Linked DNA regions of Homo sapiens: region 1 is linked to region 2. Evidence: read pairs that join two places in POLR2A ChIA-PET (ENCODE). Cell type or tissue: HepG2. All regions are shown on one strand.

Region 1 (8,000 bases), 1.8 Mb before region 2:
TGAGGGAATTGTGTCAAGTCAGTCCTTGGCACGCTGTCTGATACACTGGGAGTGCTCAATGAATATTGGCATTTAATAATAATAACTCACACCGAGCTTATCATTTTCATACATGCTGCTATGAATCTATGACTTCCATTTCCAGGCCTTGTGGGTTTTTATTTGTTTGTTTGTTTGTTTTTGACAGAGTCTTGCCCTGTCGCCAGGCTGGAGTGCGGTGGCTCGATCTCAGCTCACTGCAACTTCTGCCTCCCGAGTTCAAGCGATTCCCCTGCTTCAGCTTCCTGAGTAGCTGGGATTACAGGTGCACGCCACCATGCCCGGCTAATTTTTTGCATTTTAGTAGAGATGGAGTTTCACCGTGTTGACCAGGATGGTCTCAATCTCGTGATCCACCCGCCTCGGCCTCCCAAAGTGCCGGAATTATAGAGATAAGCCGCTGCACCTGGCCCCTTCTGGTTTTTTAAGACGTTGTTTGATCTCTGTTACAATTCATCTTGTTCTGCTCTGCCAAAAATATTTCATGGTTTACCAGACTGTTCTCCCCAGCTTTGTATCATTTTTTAATGTGATCAGCCTAGGTTTTGAAGGCCTTGTGAAAAATCATTAATGAAAACACTGAACTGAGTGAAACAAGGGTAGAGCCCTGTGACATACCATTAGAGACCTTTCAGCAGGTTGGCATCAGCCACATGAAATCAGCCCTTCTTGGTTCCTCACTGTAATGGTTATGAAACCATTTAATCATGCTCTTACCCAGCTCACATTTCTCTATCTTATTTATGGGAAACAGAGGCAAAGTTTTTGATAATGCAAGCTGAACTTCAGATATCCTTATACTACAAAATTCCTCTCTGTATCACTCGTGTAACCCTATCAAATATATAAAAGGCATTTGTCAGGTGTGACTTGTTCTATGTGAACTCATAGCAGCTTTCAGAGACCACTTTTATTTTCTACATTTGAAAATGATTCTGTTAGTAACAGTGTTAGTCAGCTTCAGCTAAGTTCTGCCACAGTAACATACAGCCCCTGGCTCTCAGTGGCTTATAACAACAAAAGCTTATTGCTAACCCCACAAGTCCATTGCAGGCTGGCTGAAGTTTTTCTGCATATCAATCTTCATTCTAGGGACCCAGGCTAAAGGAGCAGTCCCTCTTGGAGTCATGTCAGTCTTGTGGTAGGGAGAAAAGAGAAGCGGAGGACCTCATGGTAGCTCTTGGGGATTCTGCCCAGAAGTGAAGCATGTTTCTTTTGTTCATACCTATTGGCCAAAACAAGTCACATGGTGAAGCCTGCTATCAACGGAGCAAGGACATACAGAAGTGTGGGATGCAGCCCCAGGGAAGGGCAGTGGCTATTTGGAACCATAATACAACCCCCCAGCTACATATTACTATGTACTTGAAGAGCAGAATCCACCTCCTACCTCTTTAGAAAATTGGGGTATTTTCCCAATACTATAGTGTCTGGAGTTATCAAAGCAGCAACAGCTCACTCATCTCATCTATCAGCATTCTGACAACTCTGGAATATAATTTGGATATTTTTGGGGTCACCCACCCCTGCAAGTGCCCGGTAGGTCAGGGTCTCCCCATAAATATCCAGATTATACCCTAGAGTTGTCAGAATGCTGATAGATGAGACAATTGAACTGCTGTTAGTTTGATAACTCCAGACACTGTAGTATTGGGAAAATATCCCAATTTTCTAAAGAGGTAGGAGGTGGAGTCCACTGTTCATGTATGTCATAACATATAGCTGGTAGGTTGTATTGTTGTTCAAAATAGCCACTGGCCTCTCCCTACAGATCGCCATCTAACATACTATTTATTACTTGGAAAAGTGACTTAGCCTCCCTTGCCTCAGTTTCCTTGTCTGTAAAATGGGGCTCATAACAGCATCTACCAAATAGGGTTGTTGTAAAAACTGAGTGAGTTCGTATGTGGGAAGCATGTCAAGCAGTGGTTGGCACAAAGTGAGTGCTGTCGCAGTGTTAGCTGTGGTGATTGTCATCGCCGTCATCATCATACGTGCATCCACTAGAGGGGCATCGATGGCGATTGTAACTTGGGCAGTGGAGGGAGACCAGAGCTGGTTAGGGTGCTACCCACCCAGCCCCCAGAGCAGACAGACCCCCAGGACACTGACTGCCAATCACATCACGTTTTCTCGACCTGAAAAATAACCAGCTGTGCAAACAATGCGCGCTTCCTTCCAGGGCTGCTGGGAAACCACTGAGGGGCGGTGCCCTGGTGAGCTTCCCCAGCCCTTGTCAGTCCTCCTTGGGGAGAAGGTCCAAGACTGGAATGCCCCAGAACCCATTGGCTGGTGAGGGAGAAGCTCCTGGCCTCTTCTTTGGCTGGTGAGGGAGAAGCTCTTGGCTCCCACAGGCCGGCAGCTGTGGGGAGAGCAACATTCCAGCAAAAGGCAGAGCAGGCAGGCTCAGGCTGGGGACCCACGCCGGCTGCCCGGGACCCACGCTGGCTGCCTCAGGACTCATGCCGGCTGCCCGGGACCCACACTGGCTGCCCTGGGATCCACGCTGACAGGACTCACACTGGCTGCCCGGGGCCCCTTCCTGTGCTCAGCCGAGACCCACGCTGGCTGTCCCAGGACCCACGCTGGCTGGACTCATGCTGGCTGCCCGGGACCCACGCTGGCTGCCTGGGCCCCTTCCCGTGCCCCGTTGGGCTCCTCTCAACCCATGTTTTACCCCGTTTCTGCAGAGAGCAGCTCCCCGCAGGTGCCATGGGATGGCTCTCACCTTAGTGCACACCCCGCACCTCTTGCTTCCTCCCCCAGGGTTTTGCGGATGCTGCGGTGTGTGTTGTACCTGCAAGAACCTGCTTGGACCCCCTGCCTGGGAAACCCAGGAGTGTGAGGGCAGGGCTGACATATACAGAGCCCCCCTCCCCGCCCTGTGACCAATGGGGGGCAGCGGCTGATAGACAATGCTTCCCTTTTCATCTGCGGGGGAACACTTCTGCGGCTGCTTTCAGGAGACTCCTGGGCAGCTCCCGCTGGATGCTGCACCAGCCCCTAAGGATCTGTTCATGGGCGCCCCCTCCTTCACTTCCCAGCCCCAGCCCTGCTCCTGGGCCCGATTCCCACACACGGCCTCTCACCAGCCTTCAGCTACAGCTCTGCTTGAGGGGCGAGCCCAGGCTGATACTGGTTTTCTCCCACTGTTCCTAATCTACCCCCATCTCTTATGCACGAACGTGTGTGCACGCCAATGCACATGAGTGCATTTACACACGCGCTCACACACGCGTGCACACGCGCACACACATGCACACACGCATGCACACACACACACATGCACACACACACAGGTTTGTGCTCCTCTCAGCCTCCAAACATAAACCAAACCACATCTGCAGGGAGACGATTTTCCGAGCGACAACCACAATTTAGCAAATGGAGCACAACCAGCTCCCCGCGGGCAAGGGCTGCATCTGCCATCGGCTGTGCTGTGCCCTGATGAGGACCAAGGTGGCGGGTGTGTGACCACTGAGACAGAGAGGTTTCACAGGGATGGGAGGGGTGCAGTCTGTTGGATGAGCCGTAGATTCGAGACCCTAAATTGCTGTATTTTCCTTCTCCTGGTGGAATGAATGCAGCCTCAGACAGATGCTGCCCCGCAGCTGTTTGTGGCAGGGGGCCCCGTGGCAGGCCAGTGACTTTGAAACGGGGGATTGGAATGGAGTCTGACAAAGGGGCCACTGTCTTTGAGGGAACTTGACTGAGCCCAGCACAGCCCGAGCAGCGGGAGTTTGCACAGCTGCGGCTGGAAGCAAACATGTACTTTTAGCTGACCTGGGCCCGTGGCTTTGGGCATTAAACCTGACACTTTCCAGATGTGCGGGGCCCTCCCTTTGGCACCGTGCACAAACACTCTGTCCCCAGGTACACACACACTCACACACACACTCAGGCACTGGCAGCGCAGCTCTGTAAATGCGGCATTGTGCTGCAGACCCAGGGCCCCTCGACAGATTCCACACCCAGACCCGAAGGGGAGGCCCCGGGCTGGGCTGGAAATTTATGAGCTGGATTTCAAAATAGTTCAAGTTCAAAGTCAGCTCAACAGCAGCTGCCTCCCTGACCACCATCATTCTTCATGCCTGGCTCCAGGTTGGGTGGTAAGGGGATGCTGAACATGCCTTCCAGAAGGTTCTTTTCTACCCATATTAGCATGGACCCCGAGAGCTCCAGCACCAGCGAGAGAGAGGCTCAGCAGGAGTTTGGGGAGCCAGGAGGGTACCCCTAATTGGCCACTCTCCCTCAGCATTGTTTGCACAAAGCCCCTGGGGCCCTGAGTCTAGGGGCAAGCCACAGTGTGGCCCACGGCTGCTCCGGGGTCTCCAAGGGCCTTACAGGCCACACTTGCCTGGCTCAGGCCCCTCCCTCCAGCTCCGTGCTCTGAAAACTGCCCTGCTCAGCAGTCCTAGCTGGAGGGTGGGAGGAAACAGATGTGCCAGGGCCCTGTGCTGACGGAGGCCACGTGACCGCAGGTTGGCGGGGACACTTGTATGGTCTCTTCCTCCCCAGTGAAGAAGAGGAGGAGGAGGGGGGTGGAGAGGAGGAGGCAGAAGAGGAGGAAGAGGGAAGGAAAAGAGGAGGAAGAGGAGGAAGAGGAGGAGGAGGAAGAGGAAAAGGAGAGAGGGGAGAGGGGGAGGAGAAAGAGGAAGAGGAGGAGGAGAAGGAAGGAGAGGGGGAGAAGGAGGAGGAAGAGGAAGGAGAGGAGGATGAGGGAAGGAAAAGTGGAGGAAGAAGAGGAGGAGGAAGAGGAGGAGGAGAGAGGGGAGAAGGGGAGAAGGGGAGGAGAAAGAGGAGGAAGGGGGCGGAGATCGGGACTGTAGGGGCAGCTTGGGCAGGAGGTGGCTTTCCCTGCTGGGTAAGTCCCCAGGGCCAACAGCAGGAGAAGCCCGACGGGGAGGGTGTGGCTTCCCTGCTGGGCTCGGGTACAGGAGAGGCTGTCCTCCCTACCTTGCTTGTGTGTGGCAGGTCCTGGGTTGTGGAGGCAGCCCAGGAAAGCCGTTAGCCAGGGACAGCACCGACTCACAGGCTGCTTATCCTCCTGGGACGAACCTGAGGATCCTGGAGATGCTCGCCAGCTCCCAGGATCTGGAAAGGACACTGGGAGGCTCAGTAACACCAGAACCCACACCTGGCAACCCCCTTTATCTTCCTTCCTCAAACACTTAACTAAGTCCCTCTGTGGGCTCCGGGTGTAGAATCTACCATTTCTTGTTATCTTCTTCATTCTTATTGGGGTGCAATTTTCACAGGTAAAGGGCACACACTGTGAAGGTGCAGCTTGGTACGTTTTTACAAATATGCCCCTACGTGACCACCACCCAGGTAAAAGCACAGGACACCGCCCACGCCCCAAGGGCTCCCTCGCTCCCCCTCCCAGGTGGCGACCCCCAGAGCATCCATTATGTTGACTTTCATCATCACTGATGATTTGTGCCTAAAGACGAACTAAGCTTCATCTTTTTCACCTAAACAAAGATGTAGAATAACTGGATCAACTGTAGATGCACCTTACAACGTGGGCTCTTTGTGCCCAGCTTCTTTTTTGGCCAACATAATACTCTTGAAATCCACCCGTGTTGCTGAGTGTGTTGGTAGTTTGTTCTTTTACTTGCTGAATGATATTCTTTTGTATGAATATACCATCATATGCTTTGTCCATTCTTTAGCTTGTGGTCATTTGGCTTATTTCCAGTTTGGGGTTATGAATAAAACTGCAACGGATATTCTTGTATTCTACATGTCTAAGAAACTATTTCTAATCCAAGTACCTTGAAGTATCTATCCCATCTAGCTAGCTATTTATCTATCATGTATCTTGATCTATCTATGTATCTATCATTTATCTTGATCTATCATCTGCCTATCTTGATCTATCATCTCTTGATCTATCATCTGTCTTGATCTATCTATCTTGATCTATCTACCATCTATGTATGTATGTATGTATCTATCTAATCTATCTATCTATCTATCTATCTATCTATCTATCTATCTATCTATGTGTTTGTCCGCCCATCTATCTATCTATCCATCCATCTGTTTGTCCATCCATCCACCCATCCATCCATCCATCCATCCATCCCTCCCTAGCACCTGCCAATCTCTGTATAACTGGAGGTCACTCATACTCGGAACAAGGTAACTCCTCTTTGGCTGCCCTTTCTTCTTTGTCTTTACCACTAAATGTTTTCAGGCCCACCCTGGACAAGGTCCACGCTAACCACATCACACGCATCATCTCATTGAACCTTGCCATCAGCCCGAGGGCAGGGATGATTTCTATAGAGGAGGAGAGAGGCTGAGTGAGGTGGGGTGACAGGCCTGAGGTTCCTGTGCTCACCAGCAGCGAAGGTGACATTAGAACCCAGGTGTCTCTCCTGCTGGAGCTTGGGCTCCACCTCTGGCACTGGTGGTGCGTGGCTGGACTGAGTGATGTCTCCCCTCTGCCAGCGCTTTCCATTCACAAGGACTTTCACAGCCACTGTGTGGGTTCCTCTTGTGGCTGTGACAAACTATCACAAACTTAGTGACTTTATTCTATTTTATTTTTTTGAGACAGGCTTGCTCTGTCATGCAGGTTGGAGTGCAATGGCATGATCCCAGCTCACTGCAACCTCTGCCTCCCGGGTTCCAGCGATTCTCCTGCCTCAGCCTCCCAAGTAGCTGGGATTACAGGTGTGCAATACCGCTCCTGGTTAATTTTTGTATTTTTAGTGGAGACGGGGTTTCACCATGTTGGCCAGGCTGGTCTCGAACTCCTGATCTCAGGTGACCCGCCCGTCTCGGCCTCCAAAGTACTGGGATTACAAGAGTAAGCCACTGCACCCGGCCCAAACTTAGTGACTTTAAAAACACACACATTTGTCATCTTCCAGCACTGTAGCTCTGACACGGGTCTCACAGGGCTAAGACCAAGGTGTCAGCAGGGCTGGTTCCTTCTGGAGGCTCTGGGGGGAATCATCTCCTTAACTTTCCAGCTCTGGTGCCCACCCACCAGCCCCAGGCTCACGGCTGAGTCCTTCTCATGCTACCCTCTCTAGATCTGCCCTCCATGGCCACATCTTCCTTTGGCTCTCTCTACTTCTGCCTCTCTCTCTCTCTCACTTTTAAGGACATTGTGATGACACTGAGCCCACCCAGATAATCTAGGACAACATCTCCATCTCAGGGTCATTGATGAGCAACTTTAATTCCCCTCTGCCACGTAACCCAACATATTTGCAAGTTCCTGGGATGAAGGTGGGGATGCCTTTTGGAGAGGGCCATTATTCTGCCTAACACATGCATTTTTCAGATCTGCTGCAAGCCTGCTTGGGTAGATGCAAGCTCAGAGACGTTAAGCTTGCAAGTGGCTGAGCCAGGACTGGAATTGAGGTCATCCAGATCCAGGTTTTCCCACCACTTACGATGCCTCCCTGGGTGATGGATAAGGCCCAGTCCCGTACTACCATTCATAGAAATATGATGCGGCCATAGTTTGAAATATGAACTCCTTTCCCTGGTTTTCTGCTAGTACAACTTCAGGGAAGGGTTGTTCCAGCAGAAATACAGAGAAGAACAAAAGATATTAATTTTTGTCTCTTGAGCATCAAAAGTTGGGATTTGGGCCTAAATGGGAGATTGGATATTCCCAGGGCCAATACAGCCCTCTCTCTACTCTTGCCAAGAGAGAATGGAAATTCCTCAGAGAAGGGGATCACAGAGGCAATTAGCCAGGACATCAGAGAGGGGCTGCTCCCCACCTCCTGTACTCCATCTCAGGCTCGGAACACCATGCTGAGATGAGGTGGTCCCGGGACTTGAGAACCAAGAAGACCAGAGCCTTGTTTTCTAGAAGTTTCCTCATACCAGCTTGCACAGGATCAGAAACACTCTGAGGAGTGGGGCAGTAGGTCCGTATTCTTTCCCATGGGTGCCCTGTGGCCCCAGAGTTTGGCGTGAGAGTATCTGAG
Region 2 (8,000 bases):
TTGCCTGACTTGGACATGTGGTTTTGGGTAGAAAATTAATTTTAGGCCAGAAAAAAATCTAAGTTTCTGGGGTTTATAAAAGATGGATTCCTTTTATCTAAAACCAACAGGCTTGTGGACTATCCTTTTTTCCCTCTACTTGTTTTTAGAAAATTAATTGTGTGCCCAAAGAAATCTGAGAAGTTTTACTATGTGAATATTAGATCACGCATTTATGTTTTAAAAAAAAGAGAGAGAGAGAGAGGAGAATCAGAGTTATGATTTCTGGGTCTTTTTTTTTTTTATTAAAAATTAAGGTAAGTAGTATTTCTCAAATAAGGAACTTTAGCTGTTTATCCTCAGGCTTTGGAGAACAGTGTTCTGATTGATTACGTTTTTTATTGCCTTTGGTTTTTATGTATTCTGTACAATTTTTAAAGATTCAGCAAACAAAATACATTTAACAATAAAATTCATACTGAATATTATTTTTGATTCAAGGAAACTTTTGTAGTGGCTTGAGGTCTGTGAGGGTTATATTATCAATATTGACCAGTAATGTAAAACTATATATTTTTGATCTTTCTGGTTATCTGCCTTGCCAGTTTAAAGTGTTGAAAGCGGCATAATTAATACTGGTTAAAAAAGAAGTTGTAGTGCATGCTAGTGCTTCAGAAGAAGCTCTCCTTTTACATCTTCCATTCTCCCACATGAAATGTCGTTCATAAACATTCTTAGCTTAATTTCTAAACTTACTAACTTCCATTTAAACTGGTTAAAAATTGGTTACCGGTTGTAATATGTGTTTTTCTTTGTATTAGCCATCCAGTATTGTGCTAGAGGAGGACCACAAAGTGGAAGAGTCCTGTGCCATTAAAAACAACAAGGAAGCTTTCAGTGTAAGTTTGGACATTTCAGTTTTGAATTCAGCCAATAGGTGTTTCCTATCCTATGTCAACTGGGTGGCGTTTAAAAGATAAAGTAGTATAGTCATATGTCTTCACTTGATAACAGCATCTTTTTGTGGTAAATAGCAGTTTGGACTTTAGCCTCAGTTTGCTGTTTAATAATGATTGCGTTGTGACCTGGGGCACAGTAAACATACTTTGGAGAACTTTGTTTTTGTATTGACCAACCACTGTGTTTATTCAAGAAGTTGGATGAAGATATAGAAAGCATGCTTGTTGAACTTATACATGGCTAAAGCTGAGAGGGATAGATAGCTAATGTAACAGATGGCAAATTTGGAATTTAAAGTGTTGACAGTCTCAAATGGTGGGTGAAAAACAGAAGAAGTTAACAGGGATGACCTACATTTAGGCTACAGCCTTTCAATACCTGTGCAAAATTCGTTAGTGTTAATACAATGTAGTAGTATGATTTTGCAGCTTATAATTTTTTTTTTTTTTTTTTTGAAACGGAGTCTTGCCCTGTCGTCCAGGCTGGAGTGCAATGGTGCAATCTCGGCTCACTGCAACCTCCGCCTCCCGGGTTCAAGCAATTCTCCTGCCTCAGCTTCCCGAGTAGCTGGGATTACAGGCACCCGCCACCACGCCCAGCTAATTTTTGTATTTTTAGTAGGGACAGGGTTTCACCATGTTGGCCAGGCTGGTCTCGAACTCCTGACTTTGTGATCCACCCTCCTTGGCCTCCCAGAGTGTTGGGATTACAGATGTGAGCCACTGTGCCCAGCGCAGCATATAATATTTTAAAAGGTAATGTAATAGTGGATTCTATAATATTGAAGGAAAACTGGTTTTCATGTTTATGTAGTATTATCCCATATTAGTATACCACAATTTTAGGCTGGGTGCAGTGGCTCACATCTGTAATCCCCAGTGTTCTGGGAGGCCAAGGTGGAAGGATTACCTGAGTCCAGGAGTTCCAGACTAGCCTGGGCAACATAGCCAGAACTCATCTCTATGAAAAATTCTTAAGAAATTAGCCAAGTGTGGCTGGGCGAAGTGGCTCACACCTGTAATCCCAGGACTTTGGGAGGCTGAGGCCGATGGATCACTTGAGGTCAGGAGTTCGAGACCAGCCTGGCTGTCATGGCGAAACCTTGTCTCTACTGAAAATACAAAAATTAGCCAAGTGTGGTGGTGCACACCTGTAGTCCCAGCTACTCGGGAGACTGAGTCACGGAAATTGCTTTGAACCCAAGAGACTGAGGCTGCAGTGAGCCGAGATTTGCCACTGCACTCCAGCCTGGACAACAGAGTGAGACTCTGTCTCAAAAAAAAAAAAAATTAGCCAAGTGTGGTGGCATGGACCTGTAGTCCCAGCTACTCAGGAGGCTGAAGTGGGAGGACTGCTTGAGGTCAAGGCTGCAGTGAGCCATGATTGTGCCACTGCACTCCAGTCTAGGTGACAGAGCAAGACCCTGTCTCAGAAAACAAACAAACAAACAAAATATATATATATATGTATGTATAGATACATATGTGTATATAAAAAAGAAAGAGATATGGGCCTACTGGGATGATGAAGAGCCCACAGACTTTATTGAAAGAAAAATTTACAAAGGATGTCGCATCTCTACAAATAGGATAAAGGTTGTTATTTGTAAAAGACTAAAACTTATTTTAAATCACCCTTTAAAGTGCCAAGTGGCAGAATTAAGACCAGTGATTGAATTGAGTACAAGAAGGTACATTTCAACTCAACCTTTAGAAAGTTCAAGTTTCTATAAGAGATGTGAAAAATGATATGACCTGGCATTCAAAAGAAAAAAGAAAAAAAACAAGTGAAATGGCACTTCTCATTCATAAAAGTGAATTCAGTATTACTGGAGTCAAATAGGGACTGAGATGTTATCCGGACACTTTAAAGAAAAATTTCTGAATTTGAATGAGGTAGTTTTTCATTTTCCTTCTGACCCTAAGGTTCTGGGATTGAAAGTGGCACTTGCCTAGAAACTGGGAATTTTGTTTATTAATTTAGACCTTTAAAAAATACGAAAATATTTAGTGAATGCTGTTTTGTCCCAGGGATCCTTCTAGGTTCCAGGGAGACAGCAGTGAAAAGAAGGGCAAAGTCCCAGCTCTCATCGAATTACATTGTAGTCAGGGAAGGTAGTGCCCTGAAGAAAAATAAAGCAGAGAAAGCAGAGTAGCTGTGGGGTAGGTGGTTTGTATAGTGACTGACAGCCTCTCTGAACCGAACCTTGGATGCATTGAGGAAGTAAGTGAAGGCTGTGCTTTGAATGGGGCACTCCAGGCAGTAGGAAGGTAAGTAGAAAGCCCCAAGGCAGGAGCACTACCTGGCATGTAAGTTCTAAGCTCATTAAAGGTATTACTCATGAAGGTGCTCTTAGGCTTCAGTTGTACAGATGAGGAAACAGGTGGAAAGCTAAGTAACTCGCCAGTGGGTTAGTGAGTGGCAAAGCCAGGGCAGGGCTTAAAACCAGGCCCGTGGCCTGGCACGGCGGCTCACATCTGTAATCCCAGCACTTTGGGAGGCCAAGGCAGGTGGATCACCTGAGGTCAGGAGTTGGAGACCAGCCTGGCCAACGTGGCAAAACCTCATCTCTACTAAAAATACAAAAATTAGCTGGGTATGGTGACTGAAGCCCATAATCCCAGCTACTCAGGGGGCTGAGGCAGGAGAATCGCTAGAACCCGGGAGACAGAGGTTGCAGTGAGCCGAGATCATGCCACTTCACTCCAGCCTGGGCAACAGAGCGAGACTCTCTCTCTCAAAAAAAAAGCCAGGCCCTTGGAGTCTGGAGCACGTGGTCTGAATCTGTAGGTTGTGCAACAGACTGTAATGAGGACTTTAGATTTTACTGTAAGATGAGAAGTGATAGAGGGTTTTAAGTAGAAATGTAACATGATATGAATTGACTTTTTTTTTTTTTTTTTTTTTTTTTTGAGACAGCCTCTCGCTCTGTCACCCAGGCTAGAGTGCCATGGCACAATCTCAGCTTACTGCAACCTCCCCCTCCCAGATTCAAGCAATTCTCCTGCCTCAGCCTCCTGAGTAGCTGGGATCACAGGTGTGCACCACCACACCTGGCTAATTTTTGTATTTTTAGTAGAGATGGGGTTTCACCATGTTGGTCAGGCTGGTCTCAAACTCCTGACTTTGTGATCCACCCACCGCGGCCTCCCAAAGTGCTAGGATTACAGGCATGAGCCACCACGCCTGGCCATGAATTGACTTTTTAAAAGAGCTGGGTTCTGTGTGGAAAATAGTCTGTAGCTGGTTATCTGTGGAAGCTGAAAACCAGTTAGGAAGTTATTGTATTCAACTCAGGTGAGAGAAACTGGTACTGAGACTGGAGTGAGAGTGGTGCTGCTGAGAAGTGCTTAGAACGTGGATGTACTGGGGAAGTAGAGCTGATCAAATGTGTTGATGAATTGGACGCAGAATATGAGAGCAAAAGAGTCATCGGAGTGACTCAGGTTTTTGGCCCGAGTGCCAGTAAGAATGTCGTCGTAAAAAATTAGCCAGGCGTGGTGGTGGGCGCCTGTAGTCCCAGCTACTCATGAGGCTGAGGCGGGAGAATGGCATGAACCTGGAAGGCAGAGCTTGCAGTGAGCCGAGATCGCGCCACTGCACTCCAGCCTGGGCGACAGAGCGAGACTCCATCTCAGAAAAAAAAAAAAAAGGATGTCGTCATATTTTCTCTGATGGGGAAGACTAGAGGAGGAGCAGGTTTGGAGGGGGCTAGAAATCCAGTGCAGTTTTAAGCAGGTGAGTTTGAGATGCCACTCACACGCCCCTTGAGAGCTGTCAAGTTGACACTTCCATATATAAAATTGGAGGTTAGGACTGATCAGAACTTGACCGTAAAGGAGAACATATATTCAGGGCAACTTCAATCTATGCTCCCAGTGAAAAAATAATAATTAAAAAGTGATAACTTAGGCCAGGCGCAGTGGCTCATGCCAGTAATCCCAGCACTTTGGGAGGCCAAGGCGGGCAGATCACCTGAGGTCGAGAGTTTGAGACCAGCCTGACCAACATGAAGAAACCCCGTCTCTACTAAAAATACAAAATTAGCCGGGTGTGGTGGTGCATGCCTGTAATCCCAGCTACTTGAGAGGCTGAGGCAGGAGAATCGCTTGAACCCAGGAGGTTCAACCGGAGGTTGCAGTGAGCTGAGATTGCGCCATGGCACTCCAGCCTGGGCAACAAGAGCGAAACTCCGTCTCAAAAAATAATAATAATAACTTGACCTTTAGAAGTCGTAAGCATACATATTATACTACATACCATGGGTCAGGATGAACCACCTGAGTAGTGAAAGTGGAGAGGAGGACTGAGACCTAGGGCACTCTAATACATGGAAGATAGAGGGATGAGAAGAGTCTAGCACAGAAGAGCGAGGCTCAGTCAGCAAGGAAAGAAGAGAACGGAGAAGCATGTCCTAGAAGACAAGGGAGGAAGATGTTTTTAGGAGGAAGGAAGAATTGTGTCAATTGTCACAGCTAGGTTAAGAAAGATGAAGAGTGAGAACTGTTCATTGAATTTGGCTGCATGGAGGTCATTGGGAAGCTCCATTGTTAGGAGCTCAGCCCAGTGATATGTATAGAAGCATTACTGGAAATGTTCAAGAGAGAGGGCAGTGTCATTAAAAAAATGGAGGCCAGGCACAGTGGCTCAACACCTGTAGTCCCAGCACTTTGGGAGGCTGAGGCGGGAGGATTGCTTGAGGCCAGGAGTTTAAGACCAGCCTGGACAACATAGCAAGACCCCATCTCAAAAAAAAAAATTAGCTGTGTGTAGTGACACAACTACTCAGGAGACTGAGGCAGGAGGATCATTTTAGCCCAGGACTTTGAAGTTACAGTGAGCCAAGATCATGCCACTGCATTCCAGCCTGGACAACAGAGCAAGACCCTGCCTCAAAAAAAAAAAAAAAATTAAAGAGTATATGTGAGGCCAGGTGCAGTGGTTCACGGCTGTAATCCTAACATTTTGGGAGGCTGAGTCGGGTGGATCGCTTAAGCTCAGGAGTTTGAGACCAGCCTGGGCAACATGGCAAGACTGCCTCTACTAAAAATACAAAAAAATAGCTGGGCAAAAAAATAGCTGACCGTGCTTGTGGTCCCAGCTTCTCAGGAGGCTGAGGTGGGAGGATCGTTTGAGCCTGGCAGGTGGAGGTTGCAGTAAGCCAAGATTGCACCACTGTACTCCAGCCTGGGCAACAGAGACCCTATCTCAAAACAAACAAAAAAGTGTATGTGTGTGTGTTCGGTGTATGTGTAAAGAGAGAGAGAGGCAGACAAAAATGTTAAACTATTAACAGTTGTTTAGGTGAAGGATACATTGGGTATTCATTGTACCACTTTTCCAACTTGTCTGTATGGAATTTTTTCAAAAAGAACTGGAGGGATAAGAAAAGAGTAAATGGGAAGAAAGGAAATGGAAACAATAACTAAAGGGTCTGCATGTCTTGCAAAGAGAAGCAATGAAATGGGGCATTGGAGGGAAATATGAGAGTCAAGGTTTTCATTTTTTGTTTGAATTCTGTAGAGAATGCAGCTGATAGTCATGATCCAATACAGAGGAAAAACTGATCTAGCAGAGAGAGGGAACTGACGATGTAGTTTCTACTTACACATCAAAGTCTGGCTCCTTAATAACAAGGAAGTTATTATTTCTAATAATTCCATCCAAAAATAAATTGTTAAAACAGTTAATCATAATCTTACATTATTTAATGTCTTTTTTTCTGCTTAAATAGCAATATTTTTTGACTTGTTTTCTGCAGGTTGTAGGAAGTGTCCTGTATTTTACTAATTTTTGCCTTGATAAATTGGGGCAACCGCTTCTAAATGAAAACCCTCAGCTTTCCGAAGGATGGGAAATACCCAAGTATCCTACATAGTGAATGAAGATCTTTTATGCATCTTGCCACTAAGTTCACCTTTAAAACAATTTCCAAATTTTGCAGACCATGATAACTATTCCTTAATAAAATTCACTAAAGGTACCATCAAGTCTTCAGCCACATTGTTTCTCTAGAAGGGCAAGAAATACAAGTAAAGGCAAAAAGGTTTGTGTGGGGAGTTGTTTTGTTTTACTTATTTACTTTTTTAACCAAAATCATAAACTTTTGGCTTGAAAAGTTCATGTTCTTTACTGCTGGTTTACTCTAAGGTTAATTACAGATTGAGCTAGAATTTTAATCCATACATATATGTTAAATGTTTAAATGAATCATCTGCTTCCTGGAATTCATTGGTTCTCACCTAATGTGCCTGGGTGGGTGGAAAGGTATAATTGTTGCTGTCAATTTGATTGCAGTCTTATAACCATCTGCCTTCTTTCCATGTTACCTAACGGAAATATGATCAATGTGTTCACCTTGATTCTTCGTTGTTAACCACTGAAAAAACTCAAAAGAGGTAACAGATCAGTCAGGAACAGAAGGGTTCTTGGTTAAAAGACTCTGCATAGTACTATTTAAATCACTAAATAAAGGAGATTAAAGTGTACTTCTTGTTGCAGATATTAGTGATCTGTGATCAACTTGCTTTCTTGTCTCTCTGATACACTTTGCTGTCATATAGAATTTTATTGATTTGCTTTTCTATTTTTATTGACATTATAAAAATCTTTGTCTTTTGACCAAATAGGCCAAAGCCTCACTGTTTCAATTGTGGTTCTGAAGAACACCAAATGAAAGATTGCCCAATGGTAAATTTTTCTCATGTTAAGAAAAGTCTTTGAACAAGAGCTTTCTAATGTTTTCAACACATTTATGTTATTGTATGACATGAAGGAACTTTCTTTGTTCCTTTAATTTGAAATCTTGTGTCCTTTAATTTGAAATCTTTTCAAATTTGTGTTCATATTTTAAGACATTAAATTTTTTCAGTAAATAATTTAAAACAGTGTCCTTTAATTTGAAATCTTTTCAAATTTGTGTTCATATTTTAAGACATTAAATTTTTTCAGTAAATAATTTAAAACAGTACTCTTTGTATTTGAGATGAATAAACATGAGAATTAAATTGTAGAGTTTATCCTAAAAACTTGATTTAATTTATGATAATAGGTAATAAATA

The links. Peaks named below come from ENCODE experiments on the same cell type or tissue, not always from the same donor. Only the 100,000 strongest peaks of a DNase experiment are listed, where the experiment ranks them.
Region 1: POLR2A ChIA-PET joins it to region 2 with 7 read pairs; 1 of 35 experiments calls an interaction of 5 or more read pairs at or near these places.

Annotation. Positions count from the first base shown.
Region 1 is chr12:124,274,517-124,282,516 of GRCh38, reverse strand. The region is part of intron 3 of ZNF664-RFLNA (ZNF664-RFLNA readthrough); the gene reads right to left. Among named protein-coding and RNA genes, the nearest start is that of RFLNA, 17 kb to the left of the region's middle. In HepG2, no CTCF peak of the experiment used is centred here; a DNase peak (open chromatin) is centred at 3,936; H3K27me3 peaks cover 495 bases.
Region 2 is chr12:122,482,264-122,490,263 of GRCh38, reverse strand. It overlaps ZCCHC8 (zinc finger CCHC-type containing 8), which reads left to right. Exons shown (of 14, transcript NM_017612.5): 5 at 801-878; 6 at 6,701-6,804; 7 at 6,920-6,985; 8 at 7,569-7,629. Among named protein-coding and RNA genes, the nearest start is that of ZCCHC8, 15 kb to the left of the region's middle. In HepG2, no CTCF peak of the experiment used is centred here; DNase peaks (open chromatin) are centred at 1,023 and 3,743; H3K4me3 peaks cover 475 bases.